Regions from separate parts of the Homo sapiens genome. Here region 1 is linked to region 2. A link is an interaction called in ENCODE POLR2A ChIA-PET data of the cell type or tissue named here. Cell type or tissue: PC-9. All regions are shown on one strand.

Region 1 (8,000 bases), 1.6 Mb before region 2:
GGCTGGAGTGCGATGGTGCAATCTTGCTCACTGCAACCTCCGCCTCCCGGGTTCAAGTGATTCTCCTGCCTCAGCCTCCCGAGTAGCTGAGATTACAGGCATTCACCACCACGCCCGGCTAATTTTGTATTTTTCTTTTTTAGTAGAGATGGGGTTTCTCCGTGTTGGTCAGGCTGGTCTTGAACCCCGACCTCAGGTGATCCACCCACCTCGGCCTCCCAAAGTTCTGGGATTACAGGTGTGACCCACCACGCCTGGCCAGGAGATACCTTAGATTCAAAGATGCAAATACGTTGAAAGTTAAGGGTGGAAAAACATACCATCATAACTGCATGAGCTGGGGTAGCTATATAAATATCAGCCTACATAGATTTTAAAACAGAAGTTTTACCACAGATAAAGAGGGACATTTTATAATGATAAAAGTTTAGATCTATCCAGACAATAAAACAGTTATAAACATATGCGCACCTACTAACAGGACCCAAAATACATGAAGCTGAAACAGGCAGAATTGATGGGAGAAGCAAACAATGTAACAACAATAGTTGGAGATCACCCTTTCATTCGTTGATAGAGCAACTAGGCAGAAAATCAGAAGACTTGAACAGCACTACAAATCATTAGACCTAACAGACATCTATAGGATGCTCCACCAAACAGAAGTAGGACACACATTTTTCTCAATTGCATATGAAATATAGTCCAAGGGCCAGGGGCAGTGGCTCATGCCTGTAATCCCAGCACTTCGGGAGGCCGAGGCAGGCGGATCACAAGGTCGGGAGATTGAGACCATCCTGGCCAACGTGGTGAAACCCCATCTCTACTAAAAATACAAAAAATTAGCTGGACGTGGTGGTATGTGCCTGTAATCCCAGGTACTCGGGAGGCTGAGGCGGGTGGATCACCTGAGGTCAGGAGTTTGAGACCAGCCTGGCCAACATGGTGAAACCCCGTCTCTATGAAAAATACAAAAATTAGCTGGGCATGGTGGCAGGTACCTGTAACCCCAGCTACTTGGGAGGCTGAGGCAGGAGAATCACTTGAACCCAGGAGGTGGAGGATGCAGTGAGCTGAGATCACGCCACTGCACTATAGCCTGGGGGATAGAGCAAGACTCTGTCTCCAAATAAATAAACAAATAAATATAAAAAGAACAAAGTTACAGAAGAAAACATAAGAGTAAATCTTTGCATCTTGGGTTAGGCAATGGTTTCTTAGATACAAGAAAAGCAGAAATGACAAAAGAAAAATTATGTAAATCCGGGCCAGGCACAGTGGCTCACGCCTGTAATCCCAGCACTTTGGGAGGCCAAAGCGGGCAGATCATGAGGTCACGAGATCAAGACCAGCCTGACCAACACGGTGAAACCCCCTCTCTACTAAAAATACAAAAATTAGCTGGGCATGATGGCATGCACCTGTAATCCCAGCTACTTGGGAGGCTGAGGCAGAATTGCTTGAACTCAGGAAGCGGAGGTTGCAGTGAGCCATGATCGTGCCACTGTACTGCAGCCTGGGAAACAGGGCAAGAGTCCATCTCAAAAAAAAAAAAATTTCAAATCAAATTGTGTATCTGATAAAGAATTTGTATCCAGAATATACATAAACAGTCCTTACAGGCCGAGTGTGGTGGCTCATGCTTGTAATCCCAGTACTTAGAGAGGCCAAGGCAGGAGGGTTACTTGAGCCTATGAGTTTGAGACCAGCCTGGGCAACCTAGCAAGACTCCAACTCAAAAAAAAAAAAAAAGTAAAAACAAAAATCTGTACAACTCAATAGTAAAAACACAAATACCTCAATTTAAAAGTAGGCAAAGAAAGGCGTAAGAATGGTATGAGGGACTTTACGGACACGGGAAAGGGTGGGAGAGGGCTAAGGGGTAAAAGACTACAAATGTGTACAGTGTACCCTGCTCGGGTGATGGGTGCACCCAAATCTCAGAAGTCACCACTAAAGAACTTATGTATGTAACCAAATACCACCTGTTCCCCCAAAACCTATGGAAATAAAAAATAAAAATAAATAAAAAATAAAAGTAGGCCAAGGATTATGCAACCTCATGAGAGAACCTGAAAACAATGAATAAAAATTAAAAATAGAAAAGGATTTCAACAGACACTTCTCCAGTGAAGGTATACAAATGGCCAATAAGCACATACAAATTTCTTCCGCATCTTCATCATTAGGGAAATGCAAATGAAAAGCACAGTGAGCTACCACTTCACCCCCATCAACACGACTAATAAAATATACAGCAAGTGTTGTCAAGTATATGGAGAAGTTGAGACCTTCATACATTCCTGGCAGGATTGTAAAGTGGTGCATCTGCTTTGAATTTGGTAGTCCTTCAAAATGTTAAACGTAGAGTTACCACATGACCCAGCAATTCCTCTCCTATGCATTTATCCAAGAGAAATGAAAGCACACATCCACACAAAGACTTGGACACAAATGCACAAAGCAACCTCATAACGGTTCAAAATCGTGAACAACTCAAATCTCCATCAGCAATTGAGAGGATGAACAAATTCTGGCATATCCATAGGGTGGAATACTGCTCAACAACAAGAGTGAGTTAGGCGGGGCACAGTGGCTCACGCCTGTAATCCCAGCACTTTGGGAGGCCGAGGCAGGCAGATCACGAGGTCAGGAGATCGAGACCATCCTGGCAAACACGGTGAAACCCCGTCTCTACTAAAAATACAAAAAAAATTAGCTGGGCATGGTGGCGGGCGCCTGTAGTCCCAGCTACTCGGGAGGCCGAGGCAGAAGAATGGTGTGAACCCGGGAGGCGGAGCTTGCAGTGAGCCGAGATTGCACCACTGCTCTCCAGCCTGGGCGACAGAGACTCTGTCTCAAAGAAAGAAAGAAAGAAAGAAAAAAAAAAAAAGGAGTGAGTTACTGACACATTCAGCAACATAGATGAATCTCAAAATAATTACGCCTAGTCACAGGAGCCAGTCACAAAGAACTATATTGCATGATTCCATTTATAGGAAATACCCAGGATCAGCAGGTCTATAGAGATAGAAAGTCAATTAGTAGTTGCCTGGGGCTGGAGTGAGGGGTGAAGTGTTGAAGGGGAGTGGGGAGTGAATGTTAAGGAGTATGGCGTTTTGGCCAGGCACGCTGGCTCACGCCTATAATCCCAGCACTTTGGGAGGCCGAGGCAGGCGAATCACTAGAGGTCAGGAGTTCAAGACCAACCTGGCCAACATGGGAAATCCCTTCTCTACTGAAATACAAAAAATTAGCCAGATGTGGTGGTGCACCCCTGTAATCTCAGCTACTCAGGAAACTGAGGCAGGACAATTGCTGGAACCCAGGAGGCGGAAGTTGTAGTGAGCCGAGATCATGCCACTGCACTCCAATCTGGGCGACAGAGCCAGACTCTGTCTCAAAACAAAAACAAAAACAAAAAATACAGCAAGTATTAGTACAAACATGTTCTAAGAGTAGATTATGGTGATGGTTGCACAACTCTGAATTTATTTAAAAACATTCAATTGTCTACTTTAAGTGGGTAATTGGTATGGTATGTGAATTATAGCTCAACAAATCCTTTTTAAACAGCGTGTGAGTGATGGCAGCTGTCTGAAGCACCTTTCCTTTGATGGAGACGCACATGGCTGTGTGTTCTGGGAGCAGAGCCAGCCAACCAGCCAGTACTTCCTGAACGTTTTTGTTGTATGCAAAGCCGATAAGGTGATGCAAGTGAGAGGTCATACTCCCTGTCCTCAGAGGAGGGACTTGCTACGTAAGCAAGGATTTGATTATGAAATCTACAACCACAGTTCAAAATTTTAAAGCATTTAGGGAGGGTTGGAGTAGTCAAAACAGGCATCTCAGAAGAGAGAGGAAATTGCCCTGGGCCTTCTAAGACAGGCAGACCAATGACAGGGATTTAGAGAACTGTGCATATGAGGGACTATGGCAGCATCGTGTCCGGTATTTACCAAGTGCTCCCCTTTACAGCCTCCTCGAGTGCCTTCTGGGGTAACCCAGGAGATGTTGTACAGTCCAGTTGCTGGAAAGTCATGCCTTGTATTAAATGGAAATCTCTCTCCTGTTAATAATACTCTTAGCACTGACGGTGCAGTTATTGTTTCCAGAACGGTGCTGAGCCTCGGAAATATCCTCTCAGGTCGTTCCTCCCACGTGAGGCAGGTTGTGTCACCTCCTCCTCCTAGTCATCATGGTTATTTTCCAGATGGAAGGACCTGGCCATTAGGTATAAAGTGATCTGCCACAATCACATTCCAAATCACACACTCAGGACCCCCTGCGGTGCTGTCGACTGCTGATCTTTCTCTTTTCTGATCCTCGCGGAAAAAGTCTAGTTTCCTTTCCATGTGATGGTGAATAAAGTCAAAGATAGGTTTTGTTTGTTTGTTTGTTTGTTTGTTTTGCCTCCAGTCATCTTTTCTTTTCCCTTGGGGTCAAACAAGCTCAGTTCTTAAATCATTCTGCATCCAGCTGGCTCTTGATCTCAGGCTGTGATCAAGTCCGTCAGTCCTTTACTTGAGTGTGGGCCTTAGACTGAGGGGGGATCTCTGGTGCCTGACCAGCCCAGAGGAGCAGTAGACTCACACCCCATTCTCCTGAGGGATGCATGTCAGTTGAGGCATTCCATGACAGAATTAGCTCTTTTGACTGCCACATTCCACTGTGGACTCAAATCCTGGGTCTTTTCTTCATGTGCTGCTAAGTTAGGTCCAGGGACCTGAAGAGGAAAACTTTAGGGTCGAATAAAAACATTGATCTGGCTGGGCTCAGTTGCTCACACCTGTAATCCCAGTACTTTGGGAGTCTGAGGTGGAAGGATTGCTTAAGGCCAAGAGTATGAGACAGATCTGGGCAGCACAGCAAGGCCACATCTCTAGAGACCAAAAAAAAATTTGTTTTAATAAAATAGCTAGGTGTGGTGGCATGCATCTGTAATCCAGCTACTCGGGAGACTGAGGCAGGAGAATTGCTTGAACCCGGGAAGCAGAGGTTGCAGTGAGCCAAGTTTGTGCCACTGCACTCCAGCCTGGGTGACAAGAGCGAAACTCCGTCTGGAAAAAAAAGAAGAAGGTGGGTATGGCAGGCAGGATTTTGGCCCACATGACCTTAGTCCTCTGGTGCTACTTCCATGCTATGTTATGTGGCAAAGGGACTTCTCACTAGGATGCATGATGTTAGCCGTGGGTTTCGTGTAGATGTTCTTTATCAAGGTAAGGACGTCTCTCCTTGTATCCTTAGCTTGCTGAGGGTTTTTATCACATAGGTATGTTGAATTCTGCCAGATACTCTTTCTGCATCTATTGATTGGTCTATGATTTCTCTTTTCTAGCCTGTTGATATGATGGATTATGTTAATTGATTTTTGAACCAGCCTTGCGTACCTGGGATAAATTCCACTTGGTCATGGTGTACAATTCTTTTGATACATTGGTGGATTCCATCTGCTAGAATTCTGTTGAGGATTTTTGCATCTGTGTTTATGAGAGCAGTTGGTGTGTAGTTTTTCTTTCTTGTAATATCCTTTTTTGATTTTGTAATGCTGGCCTCCTGGGATGAGTTAGGAAGTGTTCTCTCTACTTCTGTTTTCTGGAAGAGACTGCAAATAAACGGTATCATTTGTTCCTTCAATGTTTGGTAGAATTCATTTGTGAAACCATCTGGGCCTAGTGCTTTCAGTTTTTGAATGCTAATTATTGATTCAATTCCTTTAATAGATATAGGCCTTCCTGAATTATATGTGTCTCCTTTGTGAATAGGTACCAGTTCTGTACCCTTGTGTCTTTCAAGGAATTGATCCTTTTTGTCTACATTTTCAAACTGGGGGGTATAGAGCTGTTGGTAATGTCCCTGCTATCTTCCAAAAGTCCATGGTATCTATAATGATGGCTCCTTTTAATATATTATTATTATTATTTTTTTTTTTTAATGAGACGGAGTCTCACTCTATCACCAGGCTGGAGTGCAGTGGTGCGATCTCGGCTCACTGCAACCTCCGTCTCCCGGGTTCAAGTGATTCTCCTGCCTCAGCCTCTTGAGTACTGGGATTACAGGTGCGTGCCACTGCGCCTGGCTAATTTTTGTATTTTTAGTAGAGAGGGGGTTTCACCATGTTGGCCAGGCTGGTCTCGAACTCCTGACCTCGTGATCTGCCCGCCTTAGCCTCCCAAAGTGCTGGGATTACAGATGTGAGACACCATGCCTGGCCAATATATTGTATTTTCATTTTCATTCAGTTCAAAATATTTTCTAATTTCAGTTGTGGCTTTCCTTGGGACATAAGAGAATGGAGAAAAGGAAATAAATCAACAGGCAATTTCTCCCACTTTCTGAGTGTCATGAGTCCCTTTTCCTCCTCTTTCAGCCTGTACTAAGTCTTCCCCAGGGCTTTCTCATCTGTGCCCTCATGCCCACTTCCAGATCAGGAGCTACCAGAGATAAGATGAGGAACTTGCCTCAGCATCCTTCACGTTCCAGCCTTCTCCCCGGTCCCACTGCTGCTGTTTCCTCTGCAGAGTCCTCAGGCAGCCGCCCCCTGCGCCATGTTTTGGCTTCAACGCTGCGTGTGGTGGGAGCAAGGTGGATGTGTTTTTTTCTTTTTTTTTTTTCTTTTTTTTTTTTTTTTGGAGACAGAGTCACCCAGGCTGGAGTGCAGTGGTGCCATCTCGGCTCACTGCAAGCTCCGCCTCCCAGATTCAGGCCATTCTCCTGCCTCAGCCTCCTGAGTAGCTGGGACTACAGGCGCCCGCCACCACGCCTGGCTAATTTTTTGTATTTTTAGTAGAGATGGGGTTTCACCATGTTAGCCAGGATCGTCTCGATCTCCCGACGTCGTGATCCGCCCGCCCCGGCCTCCCAGAGTGCTGGGATTACAGGAGTGAGCCACCACACCCGGCCAAGGGTGGATGTGCTTTTACTGCATCTGGACCTGGGACTGGAGTCTCCTGGACGTCTTTTCCTTATGGAATAATTTCTTACAAGGCTGTGGTCAAGATGAGCCTAAGTAACCTGGAAGCAGCAGACAGTCACCCAGCTGGACATGGGGGTTGGCGCTGATGGCAGAAAAGGGAAAGGAGAGAACACTTCCCAGGGAAGCTGAAACCTGGCTGACTCTTGGCTGGGTGTGGGAGGGTGGGGTGGGGCGGGGCAGGTGTTCCAGGTGCAGAGACCAGCTGCGGTCTGAGGCGGGAGAAAGCGTGGTGTCTTTAGGGAATACAAGCTAAGGATTTCATACTGTCGTGGCACTGTGTGCAGCAGAACATCCAAGGAAAAGGCGAAATCAGGGAGAGGCCAGGTCAGGCAGGAAGTAGGACTTTGCAAACATTCTAGGGTGGTCAGATTTTGTTGCAATTTTATGGGGAAAGTATGACTTTCCTGTAGCTGCTGCAACAAGCTAGTACAAATATTATGACTTAAAATGCAGCCAGTGCATTACAGCTGAAGGACCGAAGCCCAAAGCCAGCCGCACTGGGCTGAAGCCAAGGTGCCTGTGGGCTGGTTCGTTCTGGAAGCTTCAGAGGGTCGGCTTCCTGCCTTTTCCAGCTTCCAGTGGCCGCCTACATTCCTTGGCTTATGGCACCCCCGTCCTTAAAGGCATCACTTCATTCTCTGGTTCCAGCATCACATCACCTTCCGGTGATCATATCGGGACCACCTGGATAATCTGGGTTATCTCCCCATCTCATGCACTTCATTACCTCAGCCCCATCCCTTTTGCCCTAAAAGGCAACAGTCACAGGTTCTTGGGCTTAGGACACAGACATCTTGGGGGTCCCTACTCAGCCTACCAAGAGGGCATTTCACAGATTTTGATTGGAGGGAGTGATGTGATACAGCTGTCATATTTGAGGCTTAGAAAGATCTGTCTGGCCACAGAGAGAGTAGGAGGAGTAAGGGTGGAGGCCTGCAGAGTGGTTGGGAAGCTGAGAAGTAATCTGTGCCGGTGATGGAAGGTACAGCAGAGGCAGTGGTGTGAGGATAGGAAAGAACACTCA
Region 2 (8,000 bases):
GATTAATTCAATGCAATTTACTTTGTAAGTTTCATAAAACTTGTGCTTTGGGGCATTTTTAACCCAGAACAAATGAACATATAAATTGTTTACAAATCGCTGAATTTAATATAGTAATTTAGTTGTCTTTTTAGTATTTCATTTCACAGATGGGTCAAATTAAAATAAATATTTGCTTATTTCAAACATTTTAAATTTAATGTGAAATGTAAATGGCGACATATCACAAGTAGTTCTTGGAGCTCTTAAGGCAATAAAGAAAACAATTAAGATTGTTCGCCGCTCGTTGTTAAAAATGCTAACTTCTGCATGACAGAAACAAAATTCATAAATCTACGCAAGATGAGGAAGCCCATGTAAAAAATATTAATTTTCCTTCATCTTTCACTATTGTGCCTCAGTCTAGTCGATGTGCTGGGCTGGTGAATAAGGAAAACACATTGGGAACTCTGGGAGAGAAAGAGAGGCTGGGATACCTACTAGCTCTCAAGCAATTTACAGGAGAACACAATAGTGATGCAAAAGTGCACATTCCTGGAAATAGGAGTGTCTTGTCTTGCCTCTTGTCAGCCCAGTGACAAATCAGTACTAGACTTGGTTTCTGTTTCAAGGTTTCAGCCAGTGTGGCATGGTAATATTTGTCCGATGTCAGAACAGAGGTTGCTGGTCTGGATTTCTGCCTCTTCTGGAGGAAAGGAACTGATAATTTGATTATCTGTCCTGTCCCTTCAATGATGAGGATGTGTAAAATGAGACTTCCTTTCAAGCAAGTCTTTCCCCAGACCTCCCATCTTCTCTTTCTGAAGTCTCCTTTGGAGTTGTTCTCAATGCAGATAGCATCCAGGTCTGTGGACACTTGTGTGTGTCTATTGCACACATGGCTTGCTATCAAGTGTCACCCACTCAAAGTGGAATGACAAAGTAATTTTAAAAAAAGCATAGTTTTAATTTGTATAATAACTTTCAAGTGATTGGGACTCAGCTGCAACTACCTCCTAGAGAACTAGAGGGCAGTGATTGGCTTTCAACTATAGTTATGAAAAAAGATTTTACAGACAGTCATGAGGTTATTAAATAAAAGAAACATCATAGAAGATTCATAACTCTAGAATAATTACACTCTTTTGCATTCTGATTTGCTCTCCTGAGTCAGAAGGAAAGGGAAGAAGTTACATCTAGTGGCAGGGATTACACATCAACTTGGTTTGCTCATATTGAATATAGACATTATTCATCACGTGTATTTGGATGGAACAAAGGTTAGCAGTTGCTGCTGAAATGAACTACTCTAAAAATAAGGTTGATATACATTTAGATATTTGTGGCATGGTTCAGGGAGAAGCAAAGAGAAGGAGCTCAGAATCACATCCTCTGGGTTTTTAGACCACAGAATTAGGTCAAACCAAGCAGGGCCAGGGAAGAAGAAGAGAGAGAAGAGAGGGTAGAGGGTAGAGGGGAATGAGATATTGACAGTGGGTCCTCTTTACCTGAGGACAATCGTTACCTGAAAAGAACTCATAAAGTTGGTTCCTTTAAAGTGGGGTTGAAAACATTTGAAAAGAGGTCTCATTGGGACTTGAAAGTGAAAATTATGAAAAGAAATTTATTTGTATGTTACAAATATAAGTTATAGTTACAACTATATATTAATTCTTATAATGATTATTCAGAATGAATCCAATGTGGCTTGAGGGCACAATTTTTCTAACAAAACCATCTGATAACCTTTGTGTTTTATTTTCTCAGTAAGATTATAAAAAGGGCCTCTCTTCATTCTTTGTTATTTAAATCACCCTCATGGAAGCACCTATCCTTGCATTATCCTTATCAGTTTTCCATTCTTTCATAATTATCTGGTCTAATTCGAGCAAATCTTTGCTTGTCAGTGGCGTGGCATTTGAATCATCTGTTTCTTCAGCTTCCTTTTCATTGACTTCATGAAATTCTGTACCCTGTGTGCAGGCCATAACCAAAAATATAATTAATTTAAAAACCAATCCCTATACTCTACTGTATATTTCGTATTACACAGAAGTGGATGCCTTGAAATGCTTTGACAGTGCCCATAAGAATTTTTAGTAGTTGTTTTCTTCACTAGGTTAAATGCTTATCTTACAATCATGTTTTCATCATTAGTTTTCTTAGCAAAGGCTTTTTATTTGATATGAAAGGATATGTCAACACAGTCTTTGAGGGAAATACCATCAACATTAAATTAGTGACTTTTTTAGTGTAAGATATTATTTTGACTCCAATGTTTCAATATTTCAGAAAAAAGTTTTGCCTCAAATATTTTATGTTTATTACCCTATTTGTGATAGCTTTCATAAATTGCAAGTGTCCTGTGATCAGCCTGGCAGACAAATATAATAATGCTGCATTATTTTTATAATCAGGCTGTCTCAAAGATTTCATTTCTCTGTTGGAGAGATGCATAGTTTCCGAGGAAGGGGAGATTGAAATCCCAGTCCCCATTTATTAGCAAGCCTGTTCATCTGTCAGCCTCCTGGGGGCTGCTGAAGTGTAATAAGAGAGGCCTCAGTTGCACAAAGCATTTGGCTTATTAGTGCTAAAACCATTCAGAATAAAAGCCATTTACGAGTTGAGACAGCGCCGTGGAAGAATATTGAATTGGGAGTCAAGGAGCCCCTCTGGCTGTACAAGGCAAGGTCCGCTGGTCTACCATTTGGAGGACACTGTCGACTCCTATCCCTTTTCCCTCTGCACATGTCCCCTGCCAGGCTGCAGCCCTGGGACCACTCAACTGACTCTCCACCTCTACTCTTGGCTATTTACTGAGGACTGGAGACATGATTGGTCATCCTTTCTGCTGCACATTCTTGTAGATGAATAGCTGTCTTCTCATTGTGTCCTGACCTGGCCTTCTCTGCACATGTGTTCTCCTGGTGTCTCTTGCTCTTCTTATAAGGATGCTGGTCTTATCAGATTAGGGCCCCACCCTTACAACTTTATTTTACCCGAATTACCTCCCAAAGGCCCAATCTCCAAATACAATCACACCGGGGCTTAGGCCTTCAACATGTGAATTTGCAGGGGACACAGTTCAGTTTATAACACCCCTTAACTGCCTTATTCCACTGGCTCCCCTTCAAGTTCTTCAAGTGACCATGACTGGCTCTCTTCCCCCATGCTGCCTGTGTATGGGTTGTTTCCTCTGCCTGGCATGCTTTTCTATCTTACTCTATTCTCTACCTGCTCCCCACTTCCATCCCCTTCCCCAGGTTAATATCTTTCTCCTCTCTCAGATCTCCCCAGGGAAACTGGCCCATCCTCCCTGACTTCATTAAACCTCCCACAAAACAAGACTCACTGTTGTCATTTTACATTTAATTGTGCAATTACTCGACTGATGTCTGTCTTCCTTCTAATTCCTTGTGGATAGGTGCATGCCCTAATTTCCCTCAACACTGTACCTCATTCCAGCATAGTGTCTAGACATAGTAGGTAATGAATATTTGTTGACTGAACAAATGAATGAATGAGCCTCAGCTTGGAATTGAGAAGCAATGTTCTGTTTTCCCTTGGGCATGCATTCGTATAGAGGTTTATCATTCCTCAAAAGTGTTCTGGTTCATCTGAACCAAAGATGCTATCTTTGAAAGGGTTATGATTCCTCTGAGGCCTCTGAAGTCAAACCAACATGCAAAACATTTAAGATTTGCTTGCCCCTGAGCAAATGAACACTATGTGCTAATCAGACCCTGAATGTTAGCTTTAACCATGTATATCTGCCAGAAGTAACCGTGAGATGAAAGTGACTAGGGTGGTGAATGGTCCTTGTTAAAATCTATTGAACAAGATGTTAAATGCAATGATACAACTCTACACATTATTTCTTAGCAGGCTCTTTCACCACTTTTTAACAAGGGGTCCTCAAGGTAATGAGGATACAGTGGGGGTGACATTTTGAAAATATTAAACCATGTGTTTATGTCTCCACCTTAAATTGCATCCACTTGCAGCCATCTCTCTCAAGAGTGAGCCACACTTATCACCCCAGGGTAGGAATAAGCAGCTACTGCCTGGGACAAAGGTGTTGTGGATCCATCCTGGGTCCAGAGGATGGAATTACTGACCTCTTTAGCTGGGCAATTATCTTAAAAGCCAGACTTTGTGAAGGATGAAAAAGGATTGCCTAACTTCATATCTCTCCCTTTAATGTATCATGAGCCCAGCCTAGTGGACTGGATCAGCCAGTTCCAGATGAAACCATAGCTAAGGGGTTTGGAATTTATCCTTGGAAGCCATTGCAGGGTTTTAAGAAGTTAAACAGCACAGTTGGATTTCTAGTGCTGCCCCTAGAGTGACAGCATTTGTTGCATTCCAATTTGGGTCAAAGTACAGGCCTGGCTGTGTTTATAGAATAAAAAAACAGACAACCCTTCATTGGAACACAGTTCTGGCAGAGCAGCTGACACTGGTGAGTTCTCCTTTCCATTAGGCAGACCTCTGGCCCTTGGTTTCTCCAAGTCTTGCTGCTGCCACTGTCCTCCATGGCCAGACAGTGACTGCTTCCATTCAGCAACTCCCACTTTCCCAGCACGGAGGCCCAAACCGCCCCCATGTTGCTCAGGCCCTGATTAGGAGGTGGCCCTAGGGAGCTAAACTAGGTCACAGTAGCTCTCACCTGTCATCTCTATTGCTCAATGGTCTATTCGTTCTTCAACGACAATCTCCAGCTACGACCAACTCATATATCTCCCATGACAAAACTTCCTACCACTTACACTAGCATTCTGCATATGATATATCTCAGTGCCTCCCACTTCTTCCATGAAGCCTTCCTGGACTACGACAGCCTATACTGATGTTCCTATGCATGGTGAGCCATCTTAGACATTTCTCAGAAGGGGGCACAGATGATGTCTCTCGACTATATTGGAACTCCCTAAGATCAGGGACCCTTCACTGTTGTACATCTTCAACCTTCCTTACTGGGTTGGGGGCAGAGTAGCCATGCATTGCTTGAGAGATTGATGGATTGAAGTTCTCTGACAGTGGCTGCTGCTCCTGAAATGGAGGAAAAGCACCCTCACTGTGATCCTCAGGCAGCTCTCTTGGCTCTACCTTCCTTTCCTTCTTTCCCTGTGCTAGGCAGAATTCTGAAATGGCCTCCAAAATGCCTGGTCCATAAGGTATACGTATCTTCTCCCAGTTATTCAATCAAACACTAATCTAGTGCTGCAAGGAAGGAAAGTAATTAAGTTCCCAAATCTGTTGACCTTAAAATAGGGAGATTTTCTGTGTGGATTTAACCAAGTCACATGAGCCTTTAAATCTGGGTCTAGAGGTCAGAGGCAGGAGAACTAAGAGTCAAAGCATGAGAGGCATTTGACCAGGGAGAAATTCTCTGTTGCTGGCTTTGGAGATGGAGGGAGCTGGCAGAGAATATAGGTAGGTTCTAGGAGCTGAGCACCAGCAAGAAAATGGGCCCTGAATAAGCTTAGAGGTAAAATTCCCCCCCAGAACTTCTAGAAAAGAATTCAGCCTGGCCTACATGTTGAGAACCCAGGCATACCTTGCCTGGATCTCTGATCTACAGATTTGTGTGCTAATAAATAGGTGTTATTTTAAGCCACTAAATTTTTGATAATTCACTATGTACCAATAGAAAACGAATGGATTCACTGAACTCTGCTGAAAGGAGCTCCCAGGTAAACACATGGCCTACCTTAGTTATAACTTCCAAGACAGGTTCAATCTCCAGAAGCTTCTCTTTGAAAAGTCTCACCTTCCAAGAATTGCCTTTGGCCCAGCCATTCACAGATCCACCAACCACTTGTTGGTCACCTGCTCAGTGCTCAGTGATCTGGAAGTTTAACAAGATCCAGGGCACCATGGAATGTTCACTGGACTTTTAAACTCTCGTTTGGAGAATTACAAAATTTGTGGGTTTGAGTCCCACTGGCTGGATTTTCAGAATGCTGATGCCTTGATAGTCAGAAAGGAAAACAGTATTGAATTGATCTTATAATTATCATCCTTTTGGTAGCTCTATTTCGTCATAGCCTGGCAATGACTAGGCGCTGCATAAAGGTTTGGTGGATAAGCTGATGCCTAGGCAGCTCTGCTGCTTTCCAGAGTCCTCCTCACCAGAAGGGAGATGCCTGTACCCCTCATCATTTGGCTTCAGATGGAAAAAGTGTGTCAGGGAGGAAGCCAACCCTGGTGCTGAAGCAAGTCTGAATAACAGAAATGTCTTGGGCTAACAGACTTTATCATTTTCTGATTTTAGAGCCTTTCCCGATTTAGAAACTTGACAAAAAGTCTTGTTTGTACTTACTGAGTGTAAGAGCCATTCTGGCAAGCAGAGGGTTTAACACTCAGGCCACTGCTTTGCACACCGCAAAGGTGGCTAGGTAGTTGGAGAGCAGTGGTGTTACTGGTACCTAACAGACAGATCGGGAGGCAAGGCTGCAGCATCAAAGTTGCCATTGTACTTGTTCAGTGTCTAACTGTCCATGAAACTAACGGCATGCAGAAATGGGGGCAGGCCCAGCTGGGAGTGATGACGCTCATTAAACTTGCAGAGAGAAGCCACTCTCTTTCTTTAGTGAAGAGGAAAAAGATCAACTCTGCTTTAGAAATAAAACACTTTACACAGGGTGCTTGAGCCAGAGATGAAGTCATTTGAATATATATATATATGTACCTATATATATAATATACATATATAGGTACATATATATATAATATACATATATAGGTACATATATATATATATATATATATATATATATATATGAAATTTTTTTTTTTTTGAGACGGAGTCTTGCTCCGTCGCCCAGGCTGGAGTGCAGTGGCACAATCTCAGCTCACTGCAAGCTCTGCCTCCCAGGTTCATGCCATACTCCTGCCTCAGCCCCCGAGTGGCTGAGACTACAGGCGCCTGCCACCACACCTGGCTAATATATTTTTTTTTATTTTTAGTAGAGATGGTGTTTCACTGTGTTAGCCAGGATGTCTCGATCTCCTGACCTCGTGATCCACCCACCTCCCAAAGTGCTGGGATTACAGGCGTGAGCCACTGCGCCTGGCCTGACTTTACATATTCTATTCTATTTGGTTTTATATATTATATATGTTATATATTGTATGAGTATGTAATATAACATAATATCTTATACATATAATTCTTTGGAGACATATACTCAGCAGAAATAAAATTTCTGGCATATTTTTGAGTCTACTTTCTATGTGCTGCCATTCTGAAGGATTAAATATCACATTGAAATGACAGCTACATCTTTTTGTTTTTTCAGTTACATTTGGAAGAGAAGGATGGGAAGGAGTCTCAGTAAGTTGCCTAGGCTGGAGTATAGTGACTATTCACAGACATGATCATAGTGTCCTGAGGCCTCGAACTCCTGGGCTCAAGCAATCCTTCTGCCTTAGCCTCTTGGTAGCTAGGACTACAGGTGTGCACTACCATACTTGGCTTTTAAGCTGTACTTCATATATATATATAATATATATATAATATAAAATTATATTTAAATATATATATTATATATAGTTATATATATTATATATAGTTATATTTATATTTAAATATATATATATTTAAAAGACAGCTGATGGGTTTTCACTGTTTTTCAAGTTCAAGTTTACCCTTGATAGGGGTGACAAATGAGTCACCTTGGTGATTGAAGCTTGCTGTAGATATCCTCTAGAGAAGATGAAAAAAACTTCTGTAGGAACTAGCTGTTCTCCTTGTTAGACCTGGGGTTTTCCTCATTATTGAATCTCTTACAAGCTGACTTCCTCCAAGAAGCCTGCCTGGACTGGCTTTACCCTTCTCTCATTATTCCAGCAGATCTTCACATTTCATTTGTTTGTTCATTCATCAAGTATTTATGAAACTTAAGTTGTGCTTAACATCGTTTGTACCATAGAGATCAAAATGCTGGTTCCTCCTTTCAAGGAGCTTAATACTTGTCTCATTGGGACATCAAAGTATAAGGGCAGAGCCTTGTAGA

Evidence for each region. ChIA-PET counts read pairs that join two places held together with the same protein. Peaks named below come from ENCODE experiments on the same cell type or tissue, not always from the same donor. Only the 100,000 strongest peaks of a DNase experiment are listed, where the experiment ranks them.
Region 1: POLR2A ChIA-PET joins it to region 2 with 10 read pairs; 1 of 35 experiments calls an interaction of 5 or more read pairs at or near these places.

Annotation. Positions count from the first base shown.
Region 1 is chr2:130,861,322-130,869,321 of GRCh38, forward strand. All of the region lies in intron 1 of ARHGEF4 (Rho guanine nucleotide exchange factor 4), which reads left to right. Among named protein-coding and RNA genes, the nearest start is that of ARHGEF4-AS1, 28 kb to the left of the region's middle. In PC-9, no CTCF peak of the experiment used is centred here; a DNase peak (open chromatin) is centred at 3,670; H3K27ac peaks cover 1,027 bases.
Region 2 is chr2:132,420,401-132,428,400 of GRCh38, forward strand. All of the region lies in intron 1 of GPR39 (G protein-coupled receptor 39), which reads left to right. Among named protein-coding and RNA genes, the nearest start is that of GPR39, 7.6 kb to the left of the region's middle. RefSeq lists an enhancer at 1-66. In PC-9, a CTCF peak has its summit at 973; a DNase peak (open chromatin) is centred at 4,271; H3K4me3 peaks cover 2,071 bases; H3K27ac peaks cover 2,509 bases.